Linked DNA regions of Homo sapiens: region 2 is linked to region 1. Evidence: chromatin loops called from intact Hi-C (ENCODE). Cell type or tissue: GM12878. All regions are shown on one strand. Each heading gives the region's core, and the rest is flanking DNA. Links, peaks and the distances in the headings are about the cores only.

Evidence for each region. Hi-C counts contacts between places; a loop is a spot of excess contacts. Peaks named below come from ENCODE experiments on the same cell type or tissue, not always from the same donor. Only the 100,000 strongest peaks of a DNase experiment are listed, where the experiment ranks them.
Region 2: a loop joins it to region 1, with 3 times the contacts of the local background. A loop is called at or near these places in 20 of 110 quality-filtered maps.

What each region holds. Positions count from the first base shown.
Region 1 is chr6:130,034,219-130,050,184 of GRCh38, forward strand. L3MBTL3 (L3MBTL histone methyl-lysine binding protein 3) reads left to right here. Exons shown (of 23, transcript NM_032438.4): 3 at 8,467-8,583; 4 at 15,064-15,175; 5 at 15,538-15,612. The coding sequence starts at 8,482. Among named protein-coding and RNA genes, the nearest start is that of L3MBTL3, 24 kb to the left of the region's middle. In GM12878, for the core only: no CTCF peak of the experiment used is centred there; no DNase peak of the experiment used is centred there; H3K27ac peaks cover 464 bases.
Region 2 is chr6:130,275,278-130,291,243 of GRCh38, forward strand. It overlaps a transcript of SAMD3 not described here. Among named protein-coding and RNA genes, the nearest start is that of SAMD3, 60 kb to the left of the region's middle. In GM12878, for the core only: a CTCF peak has its summit at 7,160 (motif pointing left); no DNase peak of the experiment used is centred there.

The DNA of each region.
Region 1 (15,966 bases), core at 5,264-13,263:
TTTATCTCTAGTCAAAATGAGATACAGTAGATTCTTGACATTTGTGAGGTCAATGTCCGCAGCCAGTCACGATTCTCAACTTGAAAAAAAATCATTTTAGCACATAATTCCTTCCGTAAAATTGCTAAAGTAGAATTGGAAAATTTAAATGATCTCTCTAGACCCCTATCTACTTATCTCACTTGATGACTGATTTTTTTACTGTCTGGAGTACTTATTGAAACAAATTCACACATCTTTTCTACTTATTTCCTTTTGGAGCATTTGGTAGTTTTGTTCGCACAATGTGTCTGAGTCATCATTGCATTTGACATTTCAGTCTTTAATTTATCTGAAACTTCTGTTTTGTGGCTAGCCTATCGCTTTCATAAACATCCCCATATTCCCTTCATTCTGTCATCAACACTAGACTCAACTAGCAGTTAATTTTGTTTCATTTCTTAAAAAGAAACAGTTTTTATCACTTTATTTACAGTCTTCATAGCACTGAGACTAAGCGCTATGACTAAGAGCATGCCTGGGCCTCGGCCAGGCTGGACAACTTGCCCTTGCCCCAGCTTTATGGCATGTGTGATTCAGAATCATGTCTCTGCAAAATGACAAATTACTAAATGTCACAGCAACTTCAGGTGTCACTCAGGAATGGTAGGAACCATAAATACGTAGTCTGCGAATGCATACCTGAGTTGTGGAGGAGTGAACCGTACACCTCCTCCTCTCATCCATCTGTTGAGCTGATGAATGTGCATGTATAGTTAACGAGTACTAGTTAAGTTACCAGAGAGCTTTGTGGAAATGGATTTTCCTTCGTGACGTCTATGCTGTAGCTTCAGTTGTTGGCATTAATAACAAATATTTTCATGGGAAGACATGCCTTTTGTAATATACACTTTTAAATAAACATGAAACCGGATTTAAAAACTCATTTTTATTCATTAAAAAAATTATTTAAACATTCAACAGATACAAAAAAGTATACAGAAAGAAGGCTCACCACCATCAATATATGAGTGGTCTGCTTCCTCATAGGGGTTTTTGAATATAAGATATTAACTAGTTTAATCACCACCTGATGTAAGTGGTACATGGTAGACTGGGGCTGCCAGGGATTTATTTACATGAGAGAGTGAGGAGGTTCATCCAGCAGATAGAATATCTCAAGGGAGAGTCAGGTTTCACAACTTTGGTTTGGAGATGAGGAGTGGTGTAGGAGAGAGATAGGAGGTAATTCTGAGGAAAGTGTCGTATGTCATTTAGTCTGTTCTCCAGCCCTTTTGTTGGAGGCTGAGGGAAAGAACATTGTAATAAAAGCAAATTGTTTCACAAAGCAGGGACTTTCAGAGTGCAATACTTTTGCACTAGTGCCAGCAGTAATGGTCTCGGTCTTCAGTAGTCATCAGCTCCTTGACATCCACAGTGGGCAGTGGTAGCAGCATGCTGGGCATCAATGCCTTTGGTTGCAGCCATGGTCAGCCATGACATTACGTATTAGTGGGAATCAGAAGCATTTGGTGGACATCTGAACCCCAAACTTACCTCTTATGACATTAGTAGTGGCTGGAGACCAATAGAAGTTAGAGGAGATGAGGAGGAAAAAGCCGAATCTTGTCTGGTAGCACAGAGGACCCACCAGGGTGTACTTTCAGGATACTTCCTTAGGAAATCTCAGCACCATTTAACAAAAAAAAATTGTGATGGGGTTTTCTGCAGAAGGAGAAATACTGTTTGTGACTTGCATTGTGACTCTCTTACCTACCTGTTTTGTGTGTGTGTGTGTGTGTGTGTGTGTGTGTGTGTGGCCTGTGGAATACAGGTGGATTGTGGTGTAGCAGCAGGTGATACCTACAAGAACAAAACACAAGAGCATTTCTAAGTACTGAAAAAATTTACCGAGTCTCAGGAACACGAATTGTTGAAGGGAAAGGACTTTGTATGTTTGTATGCAAGTATACACATTTACAGAGGGTGACAACAAGGGAGGAAGACTTGGGGTGACTTAGAAGCAGCTTTTCTTAAAATAATATTGGTTCCTGGCTGTTCTGCCTCATTAATAGATGGTGGAAGAACAATCTGTTGTAGCCATTCAGTCTTCTTGTAATAATGAAAGTACCCATAGGCTTCAAAATTAGATGATGGGAGAGACAACATAGTAAATATTTTTATGCTATAATATTGTATTCAGAATCTCTGCAAACCTTAGAATGAAAATATGGGTGAAAACTATTTTTACAAAGGTTAGATATATGTTTTCAGGCAGAGTACACTGTGTATCATTAGTACTGTTTCATACAGCAAAGGCATATTCTGAGTATTTCTTAAAACATAGTGAACATTTACTGCAGGTTATATACAGTACTAGCTTTTAGATATCTGCTACTTTCTATTCCTCCTGTCAGACAGGATTTTGCTGCTGTGAATTTTGTACATATATGGTTTTTAGGTAGGAAAAGACTAAAAATCTATTTGTGGCGTCTGCATGTCTTACTGACATTTTGTTAGTAAGCATGTACTTTGAAGGTACTTTATCAGATACATGTTGCACTGATGTGGACTTGGTATTTATATTAAGAACTTTGGCCCTAATAAACTAGTTTTGTCATGTTCTGAGGTGTACCATATTCTGGTGAAAGTAGATTTTGCCAGATTTTCGGAGGAGAACAAAACTCTATAAAGATTAAACGATGGTTAACAAAGAAAGCTCACTGTTGGAAACAGTCTGACCTGGGTTCAAATGGTGGCCATGCTACTGGCTGTGGTTTTGGTTGAGTTACCAAATCTTTCTGCACCTCAGTTTCTTCAGTGTAGACTAGAGGGTTGATAAAATCCCTGTTTTTCTGAAAAAAATAATTGAAATAATATATGTAAATTGCTACTTTGAATCCTTTTCTGAAAGAAAGAAAGATTGAATCAAACTTACAAAAGTATGTATTGTGCCTGACACTTAGTATCTGGTGAACAAATGCTATTATCAAATGCTATTATATTTATGGAGACTGTAATAACCAGGATAGTCACAGCTGACAATTTTATACTATAAGATAATTTCACTAAATTTCCTTAAAGTGTACTTGCCAAAGAAAATAATGGAAATGGTTATCTAGAGATTTTACCAGAAAAAACAGTAAAACTTTTTTTATTAAAGGATCACTCAGATATTACCAAGTTTATCCACCAGGGGGAAGATATTCTGTCGCTCTACTGTCTATCAAAAAAAAAAAGTTACCACTCTTAAACATCACTTTATAGGCAGTCGATATCATTGCTGGTTGTTACCTGTTTAGTGAGAGAGAAGTCATACTAAGTCTTAATTCATTTCATATTTCTATTATTGATTAGATTAATTCTTTCTCAGCTCTTTACATCCTGGGTCCTGTTTTGAGGCTGCAGTCTTAATGGTAGTGAAATCTGATTTAAAAAGAATTACTTTTAATTGATGCATAATAATTGTACACATTAATGGTACACATGTGATATTTTGATACATGCATATCATGTGTAATGATCCAGTCAAGGTAATTGGGATATCCTTCACTTCAAATACTTATCATTTCATTGCTTTGGGAATATTCAAAATCCAATCGTCTGACTCTTCTGAAATATACAGTAAATTATTTTTAACTATATTCACCCCCTGTGCTATAGAATACTAGAACTTACTTCTCTTATGTAACTGTAGTTTTATACCAGTTAATCAACCTTTGTCTATTGCCTCCCTCCCACCCCCTTCCTAGCCTCTAGTAACCACTGTTCTATTTTCTGCTTCTATGAGACTTTTTTAGCTCTCACATATGAATGAGAACATGTGATATTTGTCTTTCTGAGCCTACCTTCTTTTACTTAACATAATGTCCTTCAGGCTTATCCATGCTGTCACAAATGACAGGATTTCATTCTTTTTTATGGTTGAATATTCCTGTGTGTGTATAAACCACATTTTTAAATCCATTCATCCACTCATGGACACTTAGGTTGATTCCATATCTTGGCTCTCAAGAATAGTGCTGCAATAAACATGGGAGTAGAGATATCTGATATACTGATTTCCTTTCCTTTGGATATGTACCCTGTAGTGGGATCACTGGATCATATGGTATTTCTATCTTTAATTTTTTTGAGGATCCTCCATACTGTTTTCTATAATGGCCATACTACTCTATATTCCCACCAAGAAGATACAGGAGCTCACCTTTCTCTGCATCCTCACCTGCATTTGTTCTTTTACATTTTTCATAATTGCCATTTTAATTGGGGTGAGATGATATCTCCTTGTGGTTTTAATTTGTATTTGTCTGATGATTAGTGATTCTGAGCATTTTTTTAATGTACCTGTTGGCCATTTGTATGTCCCCTTTTGAGAAATATCTGTGTAGATCATTTCCCCATTTTCAAATCAGATTATTTGCTTTTTTGCTGCTGAGTTATTTGAGCTTCTTATATAATCTGGATATTAATCCCTTGTCAGATGGATAGTTTGGAAATATCTTTTCCCACTTTGTAGGTTTTCTCTTAACTATGTTGATTGTTTCCATTGCTGTGCAGAATCGTTTTAGTTTCGTATAATCCCAGTTGTCTATGTTTGCTTTTGTGGCTTGTGCTTTTGAGGTCTGTAAAATCTGATTCTTCTTCAAATTTAGATTGTGTAAGTTTTGAAATGATCAGAAATAGGCTTAATAATATGTCTAATATTTGATGTTTTCTCTACTTAAGGGGGAAAACAGAAGAAAAAATATTGAAGCGTCTAGTAAATTCCAGCAGAAATTAGCTGTAATTAAAAGAAACAGAAGTTTTTTTTTCCTATTAAGTATTTAAAAGTGAATGTATATTATATATGTAAGGAGACTGCACTTTTAAAAATCTTGAATTTTTGAACAAAATTTTCAAGCATATACAAAACTAGGATGTAGTAGAATAAACTATCATGGACCCTTCACACGTCTTGACAATTGCCAACACATTGCCAATCTTATTACTTCATCCGCTTATTAATTTAGAGCAAATTTCTCACATTACATCATTTCATCTATTCCTTTCAATTTGTACCTGTAAAATATAAGGAACAACTCCTCTTTTAAAAGTACATGCTGTCATCATTTTGCTTAAAAAAAAGCAACAGTATTTCTTTGATATCATAAAATATCCAATTTGGCATTCATACTTTCCTTCCTAATAATCTTTTGTTTAAATCAGGGTCCACAGATTATCTATGAATTACAATATTGTGATTGGTTGATATGTTTCTTAAATCCCTTTTCATCTAAATTTCATACTTCCTTGCTCATCTTTTTTTGTAGTTTACAGTATTGGCTTTCAGACTTTTTGGTCTCAAGTTCCTTTTCACTTCTAAAAATGGTTGAAAGCTCAAAGAGGTATTGTTTTTATAGTTTATATATATATATTTGCTATATTAGAAATAGTTTAAACTATTTAAAAATAACAGTAAAACCAGTACATGATAGTATATATAAGCATAATTTTTATGAAATATAATCACAGTTTCAAGAAATGCATTTTTTAAACATTTTTGCAAATCTCTTTAATGTCTAATTTAATAGAAGATAGCTGGATATCTGCTTCTGCATTCTTGTTGCATTGGGTTGTTTTGCTTGAAGTATATGAAGAAAATCTGGTTTCATGCATGTATGAGGTTGGAAAAGGAAGGAATATTTTAATAGACTTTTCATTTAATAGTGAACATTCTTAGTTACCACACTAAAACTTGACAGGTGGTGGTAGTTTCTTAAAGATTATTTGCAGTGTGCAGTTTGGAACCTTACCAATGAACCTTATCAATTATGAATCATAATCTGTTACATTAAAATCTGTTGGGGCTAGGTGCAGTGGCTCATGCCTGTAATCCCAGCACTTTGGGAGGCTGAGGCAGGCGGATCACTTGAGGTCAGGAGTTCAAGACCAGCCTGGCCAACATGGTGAAACCCTGTCTCTACTAAAAATGCAAAAAATTAGTCAGGTGTGGTGGTGGGCGCCTATAATCCCCAGCTACTGAGGAGGCTGAGGCAGGAGAATTGCTTGAACCCGGGAGGCGGAGGTTGCAGTGAGCCTAGATCATGCCATTGTACTCTCCAGCCTGGACGACAACAGCGAAACTCTGTCTCAAAAAAAAAAAAAAAAAATCTGTTGGTCCATCTTGCACTTTAAATGGATCATTTACCTATGCATAATTTTGTACCATCATGTGTTGGTCATTTTGAAAATTTTGCTTAACCGAGTTAGGCAGATCTCCCAAGTGTTGACATATTTCATTATGAAATATTTTAAACATCACATCCATTACTATCACCACCCATCCACTGCCTTAGAAAAGTCTTTAGCCATCTGGAAGCTGGCAAGCCCATGGTGATGCTTGTAAGTGTTACAAAATCCTGATTTTTCTCTTGAAGGTTCAAATTTAATTGGCAGCTACAAATACTGTTAGTGTTTTCTTTCATGTGACAGGCCCACTTCATTAATTTTTGACAAAATATTTACCAGATATCCAAACCCGAATAAACATAGCTTGTTAAGTGAAAAAGGCATTCCGTTAAAAACCAGGAGCTTGCATCCATGGTACTTTGGCATGTCAAAGTACTTCCCATTTCATCACACAATATTAAAAAGATGTATATTCAGATATCAAGACTTAATAACATTTATTATTTTTACTTCATCAATAATGGTCTTTAGTGAAATTGACATTTATTTACTGTGCATGCATGGTGGGGAAGAATGCAATGGCTGCTACTACAGTTGTTGCCACTGCACCGGCAATTTTATCCTCTCTTGGTTTTGCACTATCAGTGCAAATGTCGACACAGTGAAGAAGGCAAAGAATGTGTGAGTATTTTTATGAAAATAGTTGACTTTTTGGACCTTTTGAAAGGGGCTCAGAGACCCTTGAGGAATGCATGCTTTGAGAAATGCTGCTAAAGAATTTCTGGTAATCTGGATTTTCTTCCTTATATCTTTGTGGTATGATTTAACAACAGGCTTTCTTTCTCTGATAGCTCCTATAAATAGACTTGATCAGATTAGGTTTGATTTTGTTTTTTCCTGGCAAGGCTACTTCATAGATGGTGTTGGGTTTGCATTCCTGGCAGCCATCGATGGTTGTTGCCTAGAACCATTAATTTATTAAAGGTTACAAATTATAATATTCTATCATTCCTTCTTCACTTATTAGCTGGAATTCTTTCTAAGGGGAAACTTTATCTGCCCAGTGATATGGTTACTCTAACATACAGATCACATTGGAAAGGCAGGATAAATCCATGTTTCCTTTTCCAAATAGTGAGTTGGTTTTCTTGAATCCTGAGAAGGTGATCAATGAGGTGTTCTTGGTTTATTTGTTTGCTTTGAATGTCATTATGAACTTGTGGATTTCAGTTTATCTGATGTGTTTCAGTTCACTGCAGCTAAAATTAGTAAGGATAGTAAGGATACTACTTTGCCTTTCTTTGGCCAGAAGAAAGGGGCCAGAAGAAGGGGCCTATTCAGGTTGGCTCTTGAATTCTTTGGATATGACTTCTGTTGTCTTTGATAGCTTCTTTGCTTTCTTGTTTGACAAGATGTTTCAGTTTCATCTTGGACATTTCCTGCTATTGAGCAGAAATCAGCTTCTTCTATGGGGAGAATTGTGAGAAATGGTATTTAGACACCACAGTCTGAAGCTAGACTGCTCATTACTGTTGATTGATGATTGTTTCTAGATTCTTTCAGTGGACAAAACTAGAAAATACACATATTTCTAAAGATAAAACACATCATGAATTCATACTGATACCTCCATTCAGATTTAGGAGCCATCAATCTTTCATCAGTTGTCTATGATACCAACATAATTACTTATTTGTTTTTCTCATGTTACAAAGACAACAGTCTTAGAACAACAGTATCAATACCACAACCAATGATGTGATTATGGAAATTTGTTTTCCAATTTTTTTAAAAAATGAAAATTAGAAATTTTATCACAATTTAGGTAGCCAAATTGGTTATCTTAACAGAGCCTTTTTATGGGTATTTGCTGTACATTTTGAGACTGTTTTCCTATTTCCTAGAATAACAAATTGGCAGATTATCATTTATCCATACCTACTTTTTTCTAGTGTCTTAAAACAGAAAACAAACTACTTACAGGCAAGGAATTCTATCCATATGGCATTATGACTTTTTGTTTTAAGTGAATATGCCTTGAATAAATGAATTTCTTTTGTTTATGAATAGAAAATGTTTACCATAACACTTTTTAACTAAGACATTTTTATTAATATTTTTTCTCTATACTTTTCCAAGGATCGTACTAGGAAAAAAGTGTTAATATTTTTGAAGTAGCTGTTTTTAGATCCAGGGATATGGGATATTGTGATCAAGAAAATTATGTAATTAAGGGAAACTGAACTAACGAGTACTAAATTAAAAACAGATTTCCATGTGGAATATTTAGTGATATGCCTTCTTTTCCCCTTTCAGGTTAAAAAATAAATCATGACTGAATCTGCCTCTAGCACAAGTGGTCAAGAGTTTGATGTGTTCAGTGTTATGGACTGGAAAGATGGAGTGGGCACGTTACCAGGAAGTGACTTAAAGGTAAACCCTCTTTATTACATACAATTATGTGTGTGTGCATCTGTGCGTATGCTTACTTAAAATTGGATACATATGTGAAATAAAAATTAAAAGCATTAATCATAGTGGTGTAGGTTTTAGATGATGCTTAGACCTCCACAATAAATTTGCAAGACAATTTGAAATGCTGATGGAATGGCAGAGCCTTTGTCACTTGGATAAGGGGAGTAAGGAATGTTTCTGCAGTATGTGCTTATTTCGCAGAAATTGATTTATAGTTTCAAGAAGGATCATCTCAGTTTTGACTCTTACCGTGACAGCCTATAAATGCAGAAATGGCAGACTTAGAAGAGCTATCTTTTTTGATTTTGTAGTAATGGGCTTTGTAACTTTAAGTGAATAGCCACAATCTCTGTGTCCTAGAGTTCTCATTTAAAAACTGGATAATGTTAAAGTATTGAATAAATAGGATTATTCACCTCTCTTAAATTAATTATACTGTAAATATGGATTTTTATATAATGACTTGTTCAAAATCGGGTTCTTCCTGTAAATCCGTCTGCCTAAGTATAGATGAGAACTCTTTGGAGAGCAATACTTCAGTCTGCTGCTTTTGTATAACCTTGCCCTGCCTCCTTTTCCCAGTAACCCCAAACCTATTCCAGGACCACTTCTGTTGTCCCATGAAACATGGTTGCGCAAGCACCGATCTGGGAAACCAACTACCCCCATCTCTCATTTCTAATTTGCTTTTGCTCTGATCCTATCTCTGGAACCTTGAACCGGTCTGTGGCCCTTTAGACTTTGTGTTTGCACTTGATCGTTCAGGTATTTGAACTTCACATCTCCCCAACAGGCCATTGCTGGGCTTACCTCTCAAATGTTTGGTATTCTAGGCTGTCTTGAATAGAAATTCTTGCTCCATTATTTAGGCCTCCTGGAATCTAGTCCCTTTTAGTGGCTGCTTGACAAGTATCCTAGCCAAGCCTGCCCTAGCTCATCCTCAGTGGTGAGATTGGGACAATCTGCCTGTCATTGGAAAAATACTTAGATTTTAGTTGGGTTGGGTTTAATTAAGTGTAATGTGCCAACACCTCTGAGTTTAGTTTAACAAAAATGTTGCACTGAGGTTTAGTAGAATCTGGAGAGGAGATTGGGTTTTCAGTTTTAGCTCTGTATGACCTTGAAAAAGCCAGTTAATCCCTTTCGGTCAAGTTTCCTCTGCAGTAAATTAGGAATTAATTGAATGCCAAGCGTTTTGCTTGCGCTGACATTCTCCAAATATTCATCTGGATAAGATATGACAGAGAAAGGTTGCTGAACATTTTTGAGAAAGAAAAACTGTTTCTCAAACTGGTCATGTCAACTACATAATAGCTACCCAAGCTTTGTCAAATTATTTCAATTGCCTAAGTTTTGGAAGCCTTATCTGTAAAATTGAGGACATTAGAATCTATGTGATAAGGTGGTTTTGAGGATTGAAAAAAATAATAGAGAACACTTAACAAATTGTATTTTTTCTGGCTTTGTGACTTACTATGTACAGTGCCATTTTTAATTGCTTTACTCCTTTATTTCCCTTGTGTGTTTTTATCCATTTTCCTCTCAATGGCTTTTTTTAAAAAAAACTGTCACGTGGATGATGAAATTTGTAAATTTTTTTCAGTTAGCTTTTAACAATAGAGTGAAGTTTCCATCCCTAAGAAATCTGTATTGCTTTAAGGTTTTCTAAGCAATGAGTTTTAGAAATTAACCTATTACTTGTATTAAGGTAATCAGGTAATTAAGCCATTTAGTGGGTATTATCATCTGAGTTATTTGATAATGACTTTCAGACCCATCTAATTATCTGGGTAATTGCCATGTATCCAATTCATGTGCTGTAGACAGTTTGATACCTCCCTTAAAAAATAATTTAAATGTCATTTTCTTTTACTTTATGACCCTTTTTATCTGAGATTCAGAGGTGACCCAATTGATTATATCACTGAAGATTTCTAATTCACTTGCTTCCTACTTAAAATCCAAGTTGCTTAAGAAATCTGATTAAGAAATTGATTTTTCACAAAATTAGGATATTAGAAAGAACTTTGAATGAATCATGAAATTTTCTCTCACTTCATTCTTTGCCTATTTTATCCTACCTAGGCTTCTATGTTTCAGTGGGTAGAGGCATCTAGATTTCCTAGGCTAAAGTTAATTCAGTTAATATAGTCAGCAAATCTATAGAAGTCAATTTCTTATCATGGGAACAGGTTTTTGTATGCCTCAATTTTTGCTGTTTTGAAATAACTTTTCCTGTAAAATCCCCATGATTGCTATCCAGTCAAGTTACACCCTTCTTCTTCACATTTTTTAGCAGTTGCCAGAATCTTTTTGGTGAAGTTCAAGCCCCTTAAGTTTACCACAAGAGTTTTTTGGTGGTCTGGCCTCTGCTTTCCTCTCTGGCCATGTCTCATTTCACTCCCACTGCCACTCTTGTTTTCTCCCCAGCCCAAACCACTAGTTGAAGCCTTCACACGCTGGGCCCTTGTTACTGTTCCCTGTTGCTGGAATCCCTTCTCCACACTGGGCTATCGCATGCTTATATAAACAGAGCACAGACATCTCTGGGTGCAGTAGGGGAAAGAATAGAGAACGTACTCTCTGCTGAACACTCTACCTGCATCTTTTTATTTAATTCTTTTATTTTACCCTTTTTAAGATAGTTTTTGTCTCGTCAGTTTACAGATGGGGAAATGGAGGCCTGGAGTAGTTAATTCACTTGTTTAGGTCAGTTACTGGCAGGGGTCTCAAAACCAGGCTTTTCTGATATTTAAAATGGATTATCTTACACCTGCTATACTGCTGTCTAAAGAGAGAAAACACCTTCATATCAAAAGAGATGCAAGGAAAATTTTACAGGAATTTAGAGGAGGTAAAAATTTATTTCAGCTGGAGGGATCAGGAAGGCTTTGAAAAGCAGATGTCATTTGAGCTTCAGGTGCCTGGAAATATGTAGGAGTCTCCATGAATACTTTAGGGAGGAAGGGAAGGAGAAGGGCTTCCAGAAGAGGGAGTAGCTTAAGAAGGTACAGAGTGTTAAGGGAGAAACAGCAAGTGTCCACTGACATTCTTGAAAATATTATAGTCATTAAAACACTTTTGCCTAAGCAAGCTTTGGAAACTTCACCAATGCCTAGTTTGTCCTTTTAAAATGCAAATTCGTATTTGTAGATTAATGTCTCAGCGCCAGCTGTAAGAACAGGGAGGTGACTAAGTGGCAGTGCAGAGGGACATGGTAGGGCTTCCCATAACTGAGCAGTTTCCCTACCTGAACTTCTAATGATGTCTGAAATTTACAGAGAATTATTCCTCTGGGTCATAATGTCTTTCGGAGTCTCTCAGTAAAATGCAGATACACTCCTGAGAGGACAGCATCTTATCTAGTAAGAATAATTGCCAGTTAGCCAAGAGCAAGACCCTGCCTGCAGTAGCAGGCAGAGACCCAACAGTAAAATTCACCGCACTCTTAATACACGGTTTTTGCCTTGCTTTGATTAATGTTGAAAACAATTTAGTTATCAAACATCTTTGCCCTTAAAACACACTGGTAAGTCGATTCAAATCTCAGCATTGAAGGTAATAAAATGAAAATAACCTCAACAGTATCTTCTAATGATTTATTATTAAATCAGGCAAATATAGGCAAAAGATCCTTTGACTCTACAATCAAAAATAAAAAAGAGAGTTGAATCAATTAAAGGTAGTTCAAGCCAAACAAAACATGTGCAGTCCCTTATATATTTCAGGCATAATTTTTTTCTGATTGACCTGGATATATCCACATGCAGAAAAAGTTAGCAGATGTGTTTTGTTTGCTTAATAGTAAATCCCTTTTGTAAAGTTTATAATTTTGACTTTCTTGGTTGTAGAGTGGAGCCACGTGGCAAGTTTTTTACATATTTTAGCTCTCTAGGTTAAAAGAACTAATGATTTAAAGAAATATAAACAAAGGTGAAATTTCCATCATTCCAAAACCATTTGTAAAAGCATCACTAATTTCAGAACCTGGGTGTTTTATTGGAAAACATAGTGTTAGGAAATGTATCAGTCTTTCTGGAATTCTGTCTGTAGGACTTCAGTAATGTTAGCAGGACCTATCAACCTTTGTGGTCTAACATTTTCTATCATAGCAATGTTGTGGAAGACACAGTAAGCCCAAATTGAGAAATCAGAGAAAAATTTGATCCCTGTATGTTTTTGCATATGACAGAATATTTTGAAAATGTTTTGAGGTATTTAATTTTTGAGATAAGCAACTTTGATAAGAGCAGGTATTCTTTATTTTTTTTTCAGGCTTATAGTATGCCTTGAAAACTATGAATCTTGTCCCCAGAAAGCTGTATATGCACATATCATAATTTTGCATATATTTTATGGGATTAATCAACCCTCAAAGTCCATCTGTGGATCTCTGGCTTACAAGAGTGAACTGTGCCCCGAAGTGACATTGCATCTTTACTTTGTACTTAGACTGTAGGTCAGTTACTGGCAATACATTTTAGGAGAAAGAAAAGCTGACTGGGATTGAAGGTTGCATCGTGGGAATCGTTCCTTTTAACTTTGAAAGTATTTGAACCTGAAGCTTCCAGGTGTCATAGTTCTGAGTTCTGACTTGAAGATTTCACTCAGTGATGTTTTCTTTCTCAGTCTTTGAAATGGAGGGTGGTTTGCTGTTTTACAGCAATTTGAAAACTTAAGCCATGGGAGACTTTCTGTTTAATGTAAATGTTTGATGCTATTTCTTACATTTTGTATTTGTCAAATAAGCATAAATTAACATCAGTGACATATGATAAAAGTAAAATTACCTGAAGTGCATTGTCAAGCTTGTGCCTATTGTTTTTGAATTTTAATTCAAATTGATTTTTTATCACATTCTTTAATATCATTAATTAATAATTATCATGGTAGTTTGTTTTTTCTGCTCTTGCCCAGCAGATGGTACTGTCAGCCTTATTTTGAAATATTCTGTCTTCAAAGTGATCATTAAAAACATTTTTTTAAAGATTTCTTTTTCTAAAAGTAAAGTTATTTTTAGCTCTTTTCCTTCTAAATAAACTTTTACCTCTTCCTACATTGACATTTTGGTATACACACTTGGTATAGTACTCACATATTACCTGGGAACTGGTATCTGGAATACATAGTAGGGTTCGAAGACATTCTCACATTCCTTAACCATTTCCACACGTTTAGTCTAGAAACCATTTAATAATTGTGGACTATGCATAGAACATTGTTTAAGGTGCTGTTTTCACCTGATAGAAAGAATAATTATTGATACTTTTTGTTGAAGAGTTTTCCAACTTGCAGTTTAGAATGTAGTTTAGTAAAATAAATAATTCTATTGGCGTGTTGACTAAATCGATTTTTTCGGATTGGCAAATGGAGGGCCTTGCTTAAATACTCATAATTTGCTCATAATTTCTGTGAAAGATCTGAAACATCTTACTATCCTTTTGAATTTTGAGCTTTCTAGCTTTTTCATCACCTGCTAAAATTAGTGGGTCCCTAATGTTATTCTGTTTTATGGAAAAACAGAAGGAATACAGAAAACTGCTTGAAACCCATGAATGTGTGAGTAAACCTCACTGTTTCAGAGAGAACAAGGTCTCCACACGTAGGTAAGCCTTCAACACACACACACAGTACAACCAGGTTGTTGTAGAAACATACTTTATTTGAAGTGTGCTGTCAGGTGAAAGGAAATTTTCAGTATTTGGAATGGAATGTCCATGAAATCAAGATGCTGTTGCTTTTTAGTGATAAAATCAGCATGTAGCTAGTAGACTACTTGTTCAGGTCCCAGAGAAATTTCCAGTTATTTTAGAGGGCTACAAGTGAAGATAATGCAGAATTCTAAAGAGCAGTGAAAGAAAGAGGAAATGTGGCACTGGGGTTATGTGGTTCAGGCTTCAGCCTTCTGTGCTCACTTCTTGGATTGTAAGGAGAAGGATGTTCAGGCCATTATTTCTGGCATAGGGATATTCCTTCTCTCTGAACTGGGTGAGCCTGGGCAAGACAAGTTGATTCCTGGGAAAAGAGTAATTCTCCTTTTACTAAACGTGATTTTTAAATAAAAAATACGACGTAAGAAAAAATAAGTCTTAGTTAAAACACACACACACACACACACACACACACATACACACACAAAGTGTGTTTGAAATGATAGCCTATCAAGTAAGCTGCCAGCTCTATAGGACAGGGCAGAGCAGGGTCATTGGTATCCTTCAACAGACCTTGCTGCTTTGTTCTGTTCTCCTTCCTTGAATTCCAAAATTAGTAAAATGCAAAGGTCTTAGTATTGGTGGGAGGTGTATCAGGATATAATTGTCTAAATTAACTTTTACCATGTAATTAATTTGCTTGAAGACTATATGTGTCAGCCATTAAATAATTAATGACTTTCCTGAGCACTTTTTAAATTTTGCCTTTCTGCTGTGTTGTTGCTAGTTTCGGGTAAATGAGTTTGGAGCCCTGGAAGTTATTACAGATGAGAATGAGATGGAAAATGTTAAAAAAGCAACTGCTACCACCACTTGGATGGTACCAACTGCTCAAGAAGGTAAGGATGGGTCATCTGCATTTTATTTCTTGCTTTTGAAAGATTTGAAATAAGAATATCTAAAGTTTTATAATAGGCTGGAACTTTGAAGGCCCCGGGTAATTTTTGTGCCTCATGTTGTTAGGTAAATTTCTATAATGAAACTGATAGGAGCCAGCATTTATGTTTTAAAATAACTATAAACTGTCTTCTTTGTCCTAATGCCAGATCTGTAGTAGCACAAGGTTAGTTGGAAATTAAGTAAATCCATGTTGTAGCCTACACAGGTGATTTAGCCAAAAGCCTGCCACTTTTTTTCTCATCTACTCCGATGGTTGTAACTAACACCTATATGCTGATGACTCCTAAATCTACATCTCCAGCCCCGACCTCTCCCCCGAGCTCCAGGCCCGTATTTCCACCTGCCTACTGGACATCTCCACCTGGATGTCCCACAGGTACCTCAAACTCCACATGTCTGAAATGCAATTCATTTTCTATTTCTTTCTCCCCTCCCCACAAACCTGCTCTTTCTTCCCTAACCCATATTTCAGTTGACAATAGCACCATCCACCCAGTGGACAAGCAAGAAACACAGGAGTCATCCTGAATTTGTTCTTCCCATCCCCATATCCTGTTACTTATACCTCTTGATTTTTATTTCCTAATATGTCTCAGATCTGGCCTTTTCTATCTATCATCTTTGCCATGGCCTTAATGTAGGCTCTTCTCAACTCTCATCTGAACTATTGCAGATGTCACTCTACTTCTAATTTTACCCCCTTCCAATTGGTCCTGCACCTTGAAGCCAG
Region 2 (15,966 bases), core at 2,651-10,650, 240 kb after region 1:
TTGAATCAGCCTGGGTCCCATTATCAGCATTTTAAATTTTATTGACATAATGATAAGCCATATTAAAAAATAGTCGAAAGAGATTTTACCTTTTTACCTTGTCAGCTCTGGGTTTTAAATCTTGACAAAAATACTCAGATAAATCCCAAACAGTTCAGAAATCTATTTGTCTCAACTCCCAGTAGGGCTGAATTACACTGAACTTTGGAGGAATCACAAGTATATATTTAGTTTATAATAACCACTATATAATTTAACTAGAGTACACAGTTAAAGCACAATTGTATATAGCAATCTATTTATGATATAAATTTGAGTTTATTAATTTACCAATACCTCCCTCAACTAATGATATGGGAGAAAAATCATTTATTAATATATTATAATTATTAAATCACCTATTTGGTCTTGATTCAAATTTTTATTTTCCTGATCTTCAAGTCTTGCCCTCCTCTTCCCTGAACATTACATTATTTTCTTCTTTGTATATCATATTCTTTTTATTATTTACATTTACAATCCATATCAGTATGGTTGTGTTCTTATTTTAAAACGTTTTCTCCCCCTCTAACTCTTTGATTATGACCTTGCTCGGACATCTTTTAAGTATTGTGGTAGGCTGGATAATGGCCCTGCAAGGATGTTCACATTCTAATACCTAGAATCTATGAATATGTTGCCTTACATGATGGAAGGAACTTTGAAGAAATAATTAAGGATTTTGAGAAGGGGAAAATTTTCCTGGTGGGCTTATGTAATCTAGGTGGGCTTAATGTAATTACAGGGTCCTTATAACAGGGAAACAGGAGGTTCAGAGAGAAGACAGAAACAGGAGTTGGAATTACGTACTTTGAAAATAGAAGGAGGGGCCATAAACCAAAGAAAGTATGTGGCCTTTAGAAGAGAGAAAAAGTAAGGAAACAGATTCTCCCCTAGAATCTACAGAAGGAACTCAGGCCTAATGATACCTTGATTTTAGCTCAGAAAACCTCTGATTCCAGAGTTCTGACTTTCTGAACAGTAAGATAATAAATTGGTTAAATAATCATTTTAAGGCCTTATCATTGTGGTAATGAATTATAGCAGGAATAGGAAACTAGTACAAGTATAAAGCTTTAATCAGTTTACTAAGGTCAGGTTCTAATACTTTTCTGCAAGAATAAACAAGAATGTATAGGTAAGTAAAGAGTGGGTGGAATAATATGAGTCTCTCATAACAGATATTAAGCATATTAAAAATATTATAAAGCTATAATAATTAAAGAAGTGTGTTATTTAAACAAGTATGGACACATGTATCATGAAAGCAGAATAAGTAACACAGAGTAAGAACCTATGTATGTATATACACTTACATTATAATAAGGGTATAATTCCCTAATGGGTTCTTCTTGCCCACTGCCCAAATAAAACCAATTCACTGAGACTGCAGGATTGCAGTAGAGAAAGAGTTTAATTAATGCAGGGTTAGCCAAGTAGAAGACAGGAATTCATTACTCATATCAGCTTCCCTGAGAACTCCAAGGCTAGGTTTTTATGGATAATATCATGGGTAGAAGGCTAGGGAATGGGTGCTGCTGATTGGTTGGAGATGAAAATAGGGGTGTGGAAAATGGTTCTCGTGTGCTGAGTCAGCCTCAGGGTGGGGGCCACAGGACTGGTCAAGTCATGAAGCACAGGTCCAAGTAGAGCCAGTTGGTCACCAGAATGCAAAAGTCAGAAAAACATCTCAAAAGACCAATTGTAGGTTCTAAAATAGTAATGTTATCTATAAAAGCAATTGAGAAAGACAAAAATCTTGTGACTTATGGCCACATGATTCCTGAGAAGTAAGGGATTATAGAAAAGAAAGTTATGAAACAATGGCTTGTTCTCATTTAACTCTGCCTACATCTTAGGCATAATTTAGGCCTCTACCATAATCCTTATCTTGTGGCCTTTCATTAGTTTTACACAGACAGTTTCAGTCCTCAAACAAAGAGTGGGTCAGTTTTAGGGTGGGACTATTATCATTCTTGTTTCAAAGTTAAACTATATACTACATTCCTCCCATGGTTAGCTTGGCTTACACTCAGGAATGAACAAGGACAGCCAGCCTGTAAGGCTAGAAGCAAGATGGAGTCAGCCATGCTAGACTTCTTTTGCTGTTATAATCTTTGCAAAGGCAATTTCAAAGGCAGTGCTCATTGACACTAATTGATCAGCCATACTCTTCTTCAAACATACCATCTTGTTCTATTAAACATTCATAAATGGTGTACAGTCTACTGGTTCTCCTTTTTCTATTTTTTCTCCTGCTTGTTGCTTATATAACTCCTGTTCATCCTTAGGAATAACTTAGGTGTCACTTCTTTCAAGGATCTTTTTATGAATGCCCCAGGTACAGATTGGATGTTCTTCCTTGGTTCTCTGAGGCACAGGCTTGGTTTATAATGTGGTAACAAGCAATCCTCTAATGTTAGATGTTTTGAAATCACCATTGTAAAATTATAACTGAGACAATGACAGAGATCTGAGCTAACCGACTCCTTCTTGCTTCTAACCTCCAAGCTGTCTCTGTTCATTCCTGGGTGTAGGGTGAATTAACTTTGGGAGGAACTTAGCTTATAGTTTATAGTTTGAAACAAAGATGGTAACAGCCCTTTCCCAAAACAAATCTCCTTCTTGCTTGGGGACTAGATTGCCTTTGTAGGACTAACAAAGTAGCCACAAGATTAGAAATTATAGTTTAGGGGCCATGCAGCTGGAAGCTACAAGATTCCAAAACTCCCCAAATTGCTGCTGGGTATAACATCACTATTGTATAACCTAAGAGCAGTGCTTGAGATAGTTTGCAGACCCTGCACTTTATGGATCACTTGGCACCACTCAGATTGATAAACTGGCTCATCCAATCTTGTGGACCCCACCCAGGAACTGATACAGCACAAGTAGACAGCTTCGACTCCCTATGATTTCATCTCTGACCTGACCAATCAGCACTCCCAACTCACTGGCCCCACCACCTACCAAATTATCCTTAAAAACTCTGATCCTTGAATACTTGGGGAGTCTGATTTGAGTAATAATAAAACTCCAGCCTCCTGCATAGCCAGCTCTGTGTGAATTACCGTTTCTCTATTGCAATTCCCCTGTCTTGATAAAACAGCTCTGTCTAGGCAGTGGGCAAGGTGAACCCATTGGGCAGTTACAAATTAACACAATAAAAGAGTATTTCTTATTCATACAATTTCCATTGCAGAGTTGTTTTCTATTCTTCAGAGTTGTTTTCCTACAAATTATGGCTTAGCCATCTAGTTGGCTTCAGTCTTTTAGTCCTGTCAAAATTGAATTGAGATGGCTCAATTCAAGGCCTCCCTACAACTGGCACAGTGGAGGAAGGGTGAAACTGGAAAATAAGGCTTTTCATTGCCTCAGTCCAGAAGTGGCATCTTACTTTTGCTCACATTTCACTGGCTTTAACTATTCATATTTTCCTGCACAATAAGGAGCTGAGAGGTTCATTCTTCCACGTGCCTGGAAAGGAAGGAGAACTGGATAGTAGTAAAGCACAATAATGCCTACTGCACGCTCTGACCTTAGCTTGAGTGTATCACTTACTGCAGCCTACTGTAGTTACATAGACGGTGGGGAGACACGATGTGGTTAGACTCTGCAATTCTATCAAATATTCTCCCATGCTAGGGTCAATCTAGTACAAGGGTTAGAGAATGAACCTTAGAATCAAGTTGGATCTGAATTTAATTCTCAGCTCCACTACTTAACTTACTGTATGACCTTGGCAAGTTATTTCACCATCATGAGTCTCAGTTTCCTAAATCATAAAATGAGCTTAATAATATCTATCTAATAGTATTATTATAAGATTATAGAATTTAATGGATATAAAGTTCCTGTTCCTGGTACTCCACCAGATATGGTTTGGCTGTGTCCCCCACTAAATATCATCTTAAATTGTCATCCTTATAATCCCCATGTGTCATGAGAGGGTCCCAGTGGGAGGTATGTGAATCATGGGGGCGGTTTTCCCCATGCAGTTCTCATGACAGTGAGTGAGTTCTCATGAGGTCTGATCGTTTTATAAGCATCTGGCATTTCCCCTGCTGGCACTCATTCTCTCTCCTGCCACCCTGTAAAGAGGTGCCTTCCTCCATGATTGTAAGTTTCCTGAGGCCTCCCCAGCCATATGGAACTGTGAATCAATTAAACCTTTTTTTTTTTTTTTTTTTGAGATGGAGTTTCACTCTTGTTGCTCAGGCTGGAGTGCAATGGTGCACTCTCACTGCAACCTCCACCTCCCAGGTTCAAGCGATTCTCCTGCCTCAGCCTCCCAAAAAGCTGGGATTACAGGCACCTGCCAGCAGGCCTGGCTAATTTTTGTACATTTAGTACAGACAGGGTTTCATCATGTTGGCCAGGCTGGTCTCAAACTCCTGACCTCAGGTGACCCACCCGCCTCGGCCTCCCAAAGTGATGGGATTACAGGTGTGAGCCACTGTGCCTGGCCTAAACCTCTTTTCTTTATAAATTACCCAGTCTTGGGTATGTCTTCATAGCATTGTGAGAAACGGACTAATACACCACCTGACATACAGTAGGAGCTAAATAAAAAGCAGTCTTTATTATTACCTAGTCTTTGAGCTGCACCTCCCAGGGACATTATCTTTGTCTTTCAAATTTTTATTTCTTTCTCCCCTTTGACTCTTATCTTCAGTTGCAAATAATAATTATCTTTCCTAAGTTAAAAATAAAAAACCACTCAAAACAAACTAAAACTTTGCTTTAGGCTATTTTTCCATTTCCCTCTTTCTTATCACCAAACTCAAATGTTTTCTGTTGTGTTGTTTTTCACTAGCTACTTCTACTTTTAAAAGTTCCCATTCACTGCTTGGCTCATCATAATCTTTGTTTTCCTATTTACTGAAGCTATTCTCTTGCAGCTTATAACCAGCCTCCTAATCACGAAGTTATTAAACTGCACAAGCGTTTCACCTTGCAGGTCTTTCTTGTGGTTTGACATTTAATTATTTTTTTGCCCTTGATAATGGCATGTAATGACATACCTCTTACCCTTCTCACCATTCCCAAACCTTCTTCCTGGTTCAATTTATTTTCCTGTCCCCTCCGGCAGGATCTGCAGAAGGTTCATTTTTTGGCCCTCTTCTCTTCTCTCACATGCCTCCCCGTGGCACTCACATTCCCTCCCAAAGCTTGAAAATATCACCTTTAGACAGGCATCTTCTATGTCTAGCCTCTCCTCTGAACTCTCTTCTAGCTTCCCAATTGCCTAATCAAAATTTCTCAGACTTTTTGTTCCTGCACTCAAATTTACTGTGTCCCACTTGGATTCTGTACCCATTTGGCCATTGTTCATGGTTCTATTTCAGCATGTACACATAGAATCCCATATTATAGTTATTTGGAACATTACATTGCAGTCGTAAACTCCTTGGGACAGGAGTTATCTAAAGATAGTCTTTATCTTCTTGCCTTCCCTCTTTATTTTCATATTAAAATTTAGTAATCATCTATATCACCATCAGGATAATTATAATATGCTAATTATGATATGTGTAATATATACTTCAAAATAAATGTTCACATTAAAAATGTGACACAGTAGTTCTCTGATACCCTCAGGGGATACATTCCAAGACCTCCAGTGGATGCCTGAAACCATGGATAGTATTGAACTTTCTATATACTATGTTTCTTTCCTACACATATGTGCCTATAATAAAGTCTAATTTATAAATTAGGCATACTAAGAGATTAACAACAATAGCTAATAATAAAATAGAACAATTACAACAACATACTGTAATGCAAATTATGTGAATGTGTCTCTCTCTATCTCTCTCTTTCAAAATATCCCATTGTACTGTCCTCCCCTATTTTGGATTGTGGCTAATGACAGGTAACTGAAATTATGGAAAGCAATACTGTGTATAAGGGAAAACTACTGGTTAGTGTGATTGAGCATAGTTGGAATCACCACACTTCAAACTGTTAGAGAAATGAAAAGTCTCTTGCTTACTGATTTTATAGTATAAAGTTATTATTTCCTCTTTATTTACATTTCAGGGCCATCAGATGTGCACCACTGGGGATGTTAAATTAGGGTTAGAGGTGCACCATTGCCAAGATGGGGAAGACAGAGCCCACATTTTCCAAAAGAACTTGAAAGCTTGTGAATGAATGCAATGTCCTCTTATCTCCCTGCATCTGTTCTTCATTTTTCCACTCTCTCTATAGAGGAAATCTAATCATGTCACTCTTCTGCTTGAAATCCTTCAAGAGCTTTCAATGGCCTTTAGGATAAAATATAAGCTTCTTACAATGGAATTAAAATGTATTTCAGCTGGGTATGGTGGCTCACACCTATAATCCCAGCACTTTGGGAGGCCAAGGCAGGAGGATCGCCTGAGGTCAGGAGTTTGAGACCAGCCTGGGCAACATGGAGAAACCATGTCTCTACTAAAAATAAAAAAATTGGCCAGTGCCACTTGTCTGTAGTTCCAGGTACTTAGGAGGCTGAGGCGGGAGAATCACTTGAAGTCAGGAGGTGGAGGTTGCAGTGAGCCGAGATCGTGTCACTGCACTCCTTGACTCCTTAACATTTCCCCATGTTAAGCTTATGCGCCAGTGGAATAGACCTACTCACAGATCTTCAAATAATCCATGTTTTCTTAAACTTTTCAGCATTTGCACATGCCATACTCTGCCTAGAACAGATATCCTCTGCCTCTGTAGTAAATTCTTCTTCCTTCAAGACATGACAGAGCTACTCAGGAAAGTCTTACCTGGCTGAGGCCTTGCTTTACTTACTTAACATATTCACACAAGCCACACACACACGCACACACACAAGCACACACGCACACGTGCAGGGAGATGGGGGGTAGAGAGAGAAAGAGAGAGAGAAAGATTTGGCCTTACTCTTTGCATTAAATTGGCTTCCATAACTAGGGAAATGGCCTTGTGTTCTAGTCCTAAAGAGATGGTAGTCTTAAGGAGATAACAAACAGAGGAAAACAAGAAGCAGAAAATTCTACTACCAACACCTATGAAATACATGTTATATATATTATATACATAGGCAAGTATAAATGCATAGTTGATCATACAAGGAAGAATAGAGCCTCCCCTGGTGGCAAACTGAAGTGTGTGAAAACATGAGCTGTTGTGACTGCCCTGAAGTAGTCTTGGTCTCAATAGTACAGAGGCTTAGAGTTTAAAATCCTCATGGGAACAGAAACTGAAGCTTTGTATTCAAAACAAGAGGGGGATTGAAATGGAGACCACTGAATAAATATGGGACTTTCAAAAGTACTGGACTTCAGGGAAACCCTCAGAGAAAGAGTGTTCTAAGAAAAAAAAAATCTACTCACTGGTACAGAGAAGACAAGGACGCTAAAAGTAACAGCTGAAACAAAAGAGAATTTTCTGAGAATTCAAATTCCAAACTTGTGTTTCATGCAGGCTCAAGATTCAAAATAATAACTTCTCACAAAGTCTGGAAACCTTGAAAGAAAGAGATTGGTATAAAAATTGGACCCAGCAGGGTGATTCTCTTGGGGCATGTAAAAGAAGCAAATATAAAACTTTCAGGGAGGCATGCCCTCAACAGATGCTATTCAGCAACAATTTATAAGTCAACAGACACAGCAATGGGGATAATCGGAACCCCAAGAATTTCAGCTCCTAGGGCACTGGTCGAGATTATAAAATTGGTTTGTCCTAAATGAATAAAAAATAAAATGTGGAATTTAAATCCTAAGGAAAAAAAGGCACTACAAAAAACGGCACATTTGAAAAAGAATGAAATATAATTTCTAGAAATAAAAAAGTCAATAGACTAAACTGAAAGTAATATACAACTAAAGGACTTGCAAACAGAGTTGGAATGAAGACTATTACTCAGAATATAGCACTGAGAGATAAAGAATTAGAAAACAGGTAGGAGAAATTAACAGATATGAAGGTTAGAATGAGAGCCACAGTCAGGTAGGAGTTGTAGAAGGTGGTGTTTGAGAGAAGAGGGAGAAGTAATATGTTGAGGTAATGGCTGAGAGTTTTCCAGAATGTATGAAATATATGAATCCTTAGATTAAGGCAACATTATAAGTCATGAGCAGGCTAAATAAAAATAAATCACACATAGAGCCTTATAGTAAAACCATCAAATACCAAAGACAAAAAGAGGATCTAGAAGGCAATCAGCGAGAAAATACAGATTACCTAAAAAGAAACAAAAATTATGCTGTCACATGCTTTTAATAGCAAGAAAAAAGGCTAAAGAGAAACGGTATATTGTATTGCCTTTCTTCAAATTACTAAGAGAAAATAATTGTTAATCTAGAATAAATTATACAAACTGTCATTTGGGAAGGAGAGTTAAAAATAATTTTTTGACAAAATTAAGAGTATTTACCACTTTCAGATCTATGATGAATAACGACTTTTAAAGGATATAAGTAAGGAAAAAGCCAGAAAGAATAGGCTTCAAGTAATGATGGTAAGCAAAGAAACTAGTAAACATGTGGGTCAATATAAAGAAGGATTGTTATTATTATTTTTTTGAGAGAGGGTCTTGCTCTGTCACCCAGCCTGGAGTGCAGTGGCGCTATCCTGGCTCACCACAACCTCTGCCTCCCAGGTTCCAGTGATTCTCCTTCCTCAGCCTCCCAAGTAGCTGTGATTTCCATGTGATAAGAGGCGTGTGCCATCACGCCAGGCTAATTCTTGTCTTTTTAGTAGAGACCCGGTTTTACCATGTTGGCCAGGCTGGTCTTGAACTCCTGACTTCAAGTGATTTGCCCACTTCAGCCTCCCAAAGTGTTGGGATTATAGGCGTGAGCCACCATGCCCGGCCTAAGAAGCATTTCTTACACAGAACAGTAATGATAATGGTTATTAATTTTGGTAATAATATCAAGATATAATAAAATTCCAAACATCTCTAACACTTAATAAGAAGATGAGTAATTTTTATTAGAAGAAGGTTAGAATTATTGATTTCAATTTTAGTTCCTGTTTAATCAAGTATATATGTTAGCAATTTCAACATAATCACTTAAAAACAGAAACTGATCATATAATATCTAAATAACTAGAGAATAACAAGGATTAAAGATAACTTAGTTAATCTTATAGAAGGCAGGAAAAGATAAAAAATCATTTTAAAGAGAAATCTGAAAAAGAGAGAGAGAGGGAGAGAGAAAGAGAAGATAGATATAAATCCAAATATTTCAGCAATCAAAAGAATGTCATATGAGCAAAATTCTCCAGTTAAAGGAGCAAGGCCATAAATTGGGTGGTAAGTATTCAATAAAATTGTCTTTATAAGGGAACATAAACATAAATATCATGGCATAAAATGACTTAAAGTAAAAGGATGAGAAAAAGTTGACCAGGTAAATAATCAAAATTAGGCTAGTGTATCTATATTAACATAAAGAATGCACTCGGAGAGGGATAGCATTATTAGGGATGAAGATGGTTACTACGCGTTGATAAAAGATTCAAGTCACAAGGAAGTAATAACATTTCAAAATATATATGCCTCCAACAACATATATAGAGAACATTTTATACAATAAGAAGGAGAAATAGGTAAACCCACAGTTCTATGGGGGAGATAAATGCTTGTTCCATAATAGTAGAGTAAGCAGACATGTAAAATTCTTTATTTGCATCTCTGTTTGTAATAGCAAAGAGTAGAAACAACTGTCCCAAGTCAAGGAAGTAGATAGCTAAACTGAGACTGATTTATACATTCAGTTAGTATTCAATGGTTAAAAATGGACTAGATCTCATGGATAAGATGGATAATTCCATCTGATCATTCCATAATACTGAATGACAAAAGAGTTGCAAAACGTTATATATAGTAGACACCAAGTGGAGATATGAATTGGATATATAAACATGGAGCTTGAAGAGATGTGGGCTGAAAGATACATTTGGCAGTTATCTGAATACATTTTTTGAAAGCATGAGTATTCACAGTCATCAAGGAGAGTTAGTAGTGAAGAAAACCCAATTTAGAACCCTGGGATTTCCAACAATTACAGATCAAATTGAGAGAAAGAGAATCAAGCAAATAAAATCCAGAAAAGCAGCCTCACTAGTAAAGAGAGAGAGAGGGAAGTAAGGAGAGCTCTCATGTTGCTTGTCTTCACTGATTCCTACTTTAAATGTGTTCATGAGAGGTCATGATGCCCAAAGCTATGTCAGCCAGTTGGAAGCATGAGGGTGCACGGTTGAGGATAAAAAGCCAATATGCTAAGGGTGGAGGATGAGGAGAGAAAAAACATGACATTATAGAGCCAACTAATCCAGAAACTCACTATATCTATAATTCTGTTATATGCGATAAGCATGTATTTTGTAATGTCATTGCTAGTTGTATTTTCTGTTACTTGAAGCCAATAGCATCTTATTATGCCCAGTGACAATTTTAAAAGTCCATCTTATTCCCAGTTAAAGGAAATGTGTGTTGAATAAATGGCACTAGTGTTTCACTGGGGTTGCAAAGATAACTAAGACAAGTCCCAGCCCAAGATTTCATAGTTTAGGAGAGAGAAATTTACATTTAAAGCCATAAGAGATGGTAGGACCTTGAAGACTTTTGATCACGGATATGAGATAATAAAGGCAGTGCTTTAGAAACACTAGTTTGTTGTCATAATAAAAATGATTATGCACCTTGGGTACATATATCTGTCTATTTAGCATATTTTATTTTATTTGAACCTTATAACAAATCAATCAGGAAGGTATTGCCCATGTTTTATAAATGAAGAAATAGGTTTATGAACTGAAATAATTTGCTTAGGATCAGATAGTGATAAGATTGAAACTAAGTTTGTTTAGCACCAGAAGCCAGGCTCTTACCTGCTTTCTTCCATGCTATGCCGTGCCTCCTGTGGCACCATCTGCCTTTATCTCACACACTTCATTGACCCAACACAGGATGGCCAGAAGGGAGGAAAAGTGAGCATCAAGGAAACCAATTAAGGTAGGAGAGAGGCAGTGTAGCAAGGGAAAAGGAAAGATCAAGATGGTAGGCATTTCTGAGAGGAAGAGTGAGCCTTAATGACAGACTGGAGACATGGGATGAAGAATGCTGAAGCTTCAAAGGGATGTCAAGGTTACGGCACAGTTCCTTTCTTTTGAAAGAACACTTGGTATTTATTGCCTCCGTTCCTTCATGTGCTTTTAACATATGATCATCTAGTTTTTGCTTCAAATTTTCTCTCTTTTTTTGTGGAAACTGTTCTCTAGGTATGTACCCTTGGCCTACTCATTGAAAATTACATAGATATAGATATCCATATATTTTTTCTATTCTCCCGATGCTTCTGTATTTTCTTTAAATTTTCTCCTTCATTGGCTTCTCCAAAATTAATTTATCCCTAGAGAAGCTCATTCTTTATTTATTTGTTTTGAGATAGAGTCTTGCTCTGTCGCCCAGGCTGGAGTGCAGCGGTAAGATCTCTGCTCATTGCAACCTCCACCTCTCAGGCTCAAGTGATTCTCCTGCCTCAGCCTCCTGAGTAGCTGACTAGAGGTGCACACAACCACGCCTGGCTAATTTTTGTATTTTTAGTACAGACGGGGTTTCACCATGCTGCCCAGACTGGTCTCAAACTCCTGACCTCAAAGAATCTGCCTGCCTCGGCCTCCCAAAGTGCTGGCATTACAGGCATGAGCCACTGTGCCTAGCCTTGTTCTATCTTTCAAAATCTCTCCTTCCCCTAAACATTTGCCTACCTCCAGAATTACTTTGGATGCCACATTTCTTACCTATCGTTTTGCTTGGCTCCAGTTTTTTTCTTCTGTCTTCTAAATGAGCATATATGGTATGTACTTTGCTGTAATGATCTTTACCTAAGTTTAGTCTCCTCCTAGAAATCTTCCAAACAATTCTCATCCTTTGACACGCCATACTTCTTTCTGCCTTGTTGCTTATAACAATCACATAACATTTTATACATATGCTTATTTGTACCAATATATGCCTTGTTTAAGGAGTAATTTTCATGTATCTTGATAGTCCCCATAGTGCCTAGCATTCTTGCATTTAGTAGACAATTATTCATTCATTTCTTTATTCCTTCAACAAATACTTGAATGGGAGGAACAAAAAGGGGAAAAGCAGAATAAATAACTATAAAAAGTGTGAAACAGGAAAAAGAAATAAGGTGTTAATTTGAGGAAGATTTGAAAACCTGTATTCTATTTTATTTTATCTTTTTTAACCTGATAGCCTTGGACTTGTTTAAAATCCAATGAGAGGTAGAACACACAAGGGAGAGAAGTAAGCAAAGGGTTATGAAGAGATCCTCTAGAAGGATGCTGCAGCTAAGAGTTACAGGTGTGGCCGGGCGCAGTGGCTCACACCTATAATCCCAGCACTTTGGGAGGCCGAGGCAGGCAGATCACGAGGTTAAGCAATCAAGACCATCCTGGCCAACATAGTGAAACCTTGTCTCTACTAAAAATACAAAAATTAGCACGGGCATGGTGTCACGCACCTGTAGTCCCAGCTCCTCGGGAGGTTGAGGCAGGAGAATCGCTTGAACCCGGGAGGCGGAGGTTGCAGTGAGCTGAGATCACGCCACTGCACTCCAGCCTGGTGACAGAGCATGACTCCGTCTCAAAAAAAAAAAAAAAAAGAGTTACAGGTGTGCTGAAGTCTTGATGTCCTCCGCTCCAGGTGGCACAAGCTTCCAGCTATAAGCAGCCAGTGTGTTATGCAAATTTGTTTTTAAGTAGACCATTTTGTGAAAAATATTAGGAAGCCCTTTTGTGAGGTTCCCAAGAAAGTAGATGAGGATGTGTATGAGTCAGAGTACTCTAGATAAATAGAACCAGATATATCTATACATCTATATAGAGAAAGACAGAGAAAAAAGAGATTGATTTTAAGGAGTTGGCTCACCATATTGTGGGGGCTGGCAAGTCTGAAATTCGTAGGGCAGGATGCCAGCAGGCTGGAAATTTTGGCAGGAGTCAATGTTGCAGTCTCAAGTTTGAAGGCAGAATTCCTTCTTCTTCTGGGTACCTCAGTCTTTTCCCTAAAGGCCTTCAACTTACTGAATGAGGTCCACCTACATTACGGAGAGTAATTTGTTTACTCAAAGTCTACTGATTTAAATGTTAATCACATCTGAAAAAAAATAGCTTCATAGCAACAGCTAGACTGGTGTTTGACTAAACAACTGTGTACCATAGCCTAGCCAAGGTAACACATCAAATTAATCATCACAAGATGGAAGCCAAAGGGACAGGTGAAAGTTCGGCTTTGGGTAGGAGGAGGGTCACCTCCACCAATGTAAAAGGAGAAATGTGGATGGAAACTAATGTGGATGTTTAGGTAACTCCAAATCTATGGCTTCTATTTCCTCTGTGAAGCTGGGATGAGAGGAGGAAATCAATGGTTTAAAGATAGTGATAGGTTTGCAAAATTTACTTAGGTGAGTGGGAGAGTAGTTGCCAAGTGAAATAGACTGAGACTGCTGAGAAGAGCTAAAGGTTGGTGATTACAGTCTTATGAGGGGTGTAAATGCTAATAAATGCTCACAACACAGCTATTTCACTCTATTTAAGATGGTATCTTTTCAAGTATTGACACAGTATTGCTCTTTACTTTCTGCTAGCAAACATCACCCTTTGGTTAACTTCTATGCGCCCTTCTATAATCTCTTATTTCATGGATTAGACCTACTGAGTGTTAACTGTGGTAACACTTGTCTGGGGACCTTATTATTTTTTGTCTTGTAAGACTACACATCTAATAAATAACACAATTAAGGGTGGTGCACAGGAGACATGGTGAATGAGCTTAAGGAGAAGGATGTTGTTGTTGAGGCTACTTTAAATGCTAGAAGTACTTTATAGGCTTTTAGCATAGACTCACTGCTCTGTGACTCAATAATAACACACTTCTTTAGCCATCATTCAAAGGACAAGTGTACACACTGTGCAATAGGGACTCCATACGTATTTGAAAATACAAATGAAGATGTGGCTTTTCTTGATTCTATTTTCCACATCTTTGCCTATTTGCATATTATGTTAGCTCTAGAAAATGGCTAGGAGGCAGACTTTTTCCACAACTGTCAATCCAGTGTTCTCCTCTTCTTGTTTGTTTGAATTATCTGATAAGCGGCACTTATTTATTTGAGAGGTAGTAAAAGGTAAAGAAAAAAAAATATATATAGAGAGAGAGAGAGACAGAGTCTCACTCTGTCACCCAGGTTAGAGTGCAGTGGCACGATCTCGGCTCACTGCAACCTCCACCTCCCAGGTTCAAGTGATTCCCCTGCCTCAGCCTCCTGAGTAGCTGGGATTAGGGGCACCTGCCACCATGTCTGGCTAATTTTTGTATTTTCAGCAGAGATGGGGTTTCACCATGTTGGCCAGGCTGGTCTCGAACTCCTGACCTCAAGCCATCCACCTCCCTTGGCCCCCCAAAGTGCTGGGATTATAGGTGTGAACCACCGTGCCCAGCCCAAGAAAAGATTTTTAAACCATGTAGTCAGAAGACCTAGGTAGGTGATGGCAAACTCATATCCTTCCAGAAATATATAACATATTTGCTGTAGCCAAACTAATACATGTACTGGCAGATCTCGTAATCTTGGATCTATGTTTTAGTTCAGACTTTATCACGTACTAGAGCTTTGATTTGGATAATCTGCCTTCTGTTGGCTTCATTTCATTTATCTGTAAAATGTTAATAATGCTTGTTTTACCTGGGGCATAGGATTATGATAAAGGTTATATAATATAATGTTATATAATAGAAACTTCAGATATACAAATATACATGTATTAGTCAGGGTTCTCCACAGAAGCAAAACCAATATGGGGTGTGTGTGTGTGTGTATTCAAGAGAGAATTTATTTTACGGAATTGGTTCGTGTGATTATGCGGACTGGCAAGTCTGAAATCCATAAACAGGAGAGCAGGTTGAAAATTCCAGGAAGAGCTGGTGTTGTAGTATAGAGTCCCACACTTGCCGGCTGGAAATTTAGGCAGGATTTCTATGTTACACTCTTGAGTTAGAATTGCTTCTTCTTCAGGAAACCTCAGTCTTTGCTCTTAATGGCTTTGATTAATTAGATGAGGCTCACCCATGATATGAGAGTAATCTGCTTTACTCGAGGTTTACCTTTTAAATGTTAATCGTATATAAAAACACCTTCACAGAAACATGCAGTCTAGTATATACTAAACAACTGGGGTACAATTGCCTAGCCTAGTTGACACGTAAAATTAAGCAGCACAATACAGCATTAAGATGAATATCTGGGCTCTTGATTTAGGTTGCCTGAATTTAATTCTAACTCTACCTTTGGGAGCTAAGAGTCCTTCAGCAAATATTGCATTCTTTCTGTGATTCAGTGTTCTCATCTGTTAAACCACCTTACAGAGCTGTTGTGAGATTCAATATAGAACACACATGTAGTGTGTTCAGAATAAGATAGTATGGAGTAAATGTGCAGTAAATTTGGCTACTATTAAACAAAAGCCATTATTATTACTGTTATTAAATCTGAAAATATAACAATATACAAATTTTAAATAAAAAAGAAATTTTTCTGTTTGCTAGTCCTGCTGTTTTCCCTTTCCTCTGGGTCTGAGTATAAGGACAGCAGTCAGTCATCCTGGATTTACCGAAACAGTCACACTTTCAATATTCTGCCTTATTATTCCCATTCACATACTCTGTCAGACCTTTCATTCTGATGTGTGGTTCACAAAATATGCATGCCATACATGGTGATGACAACTGACTTTATTTATTTATTTATTTTTGAGAAGGAGTCTCACTCTGTCGCCCAGGCTGGAGTGCAGTGGTGCAATCTTGGCTCACTGGAACCTCTGCTTCCTGAGTTCAAGTGATTCTCCTGCCTCAGCCTCCCAAGTAGCAGGGATTACAGGCACCTGCCA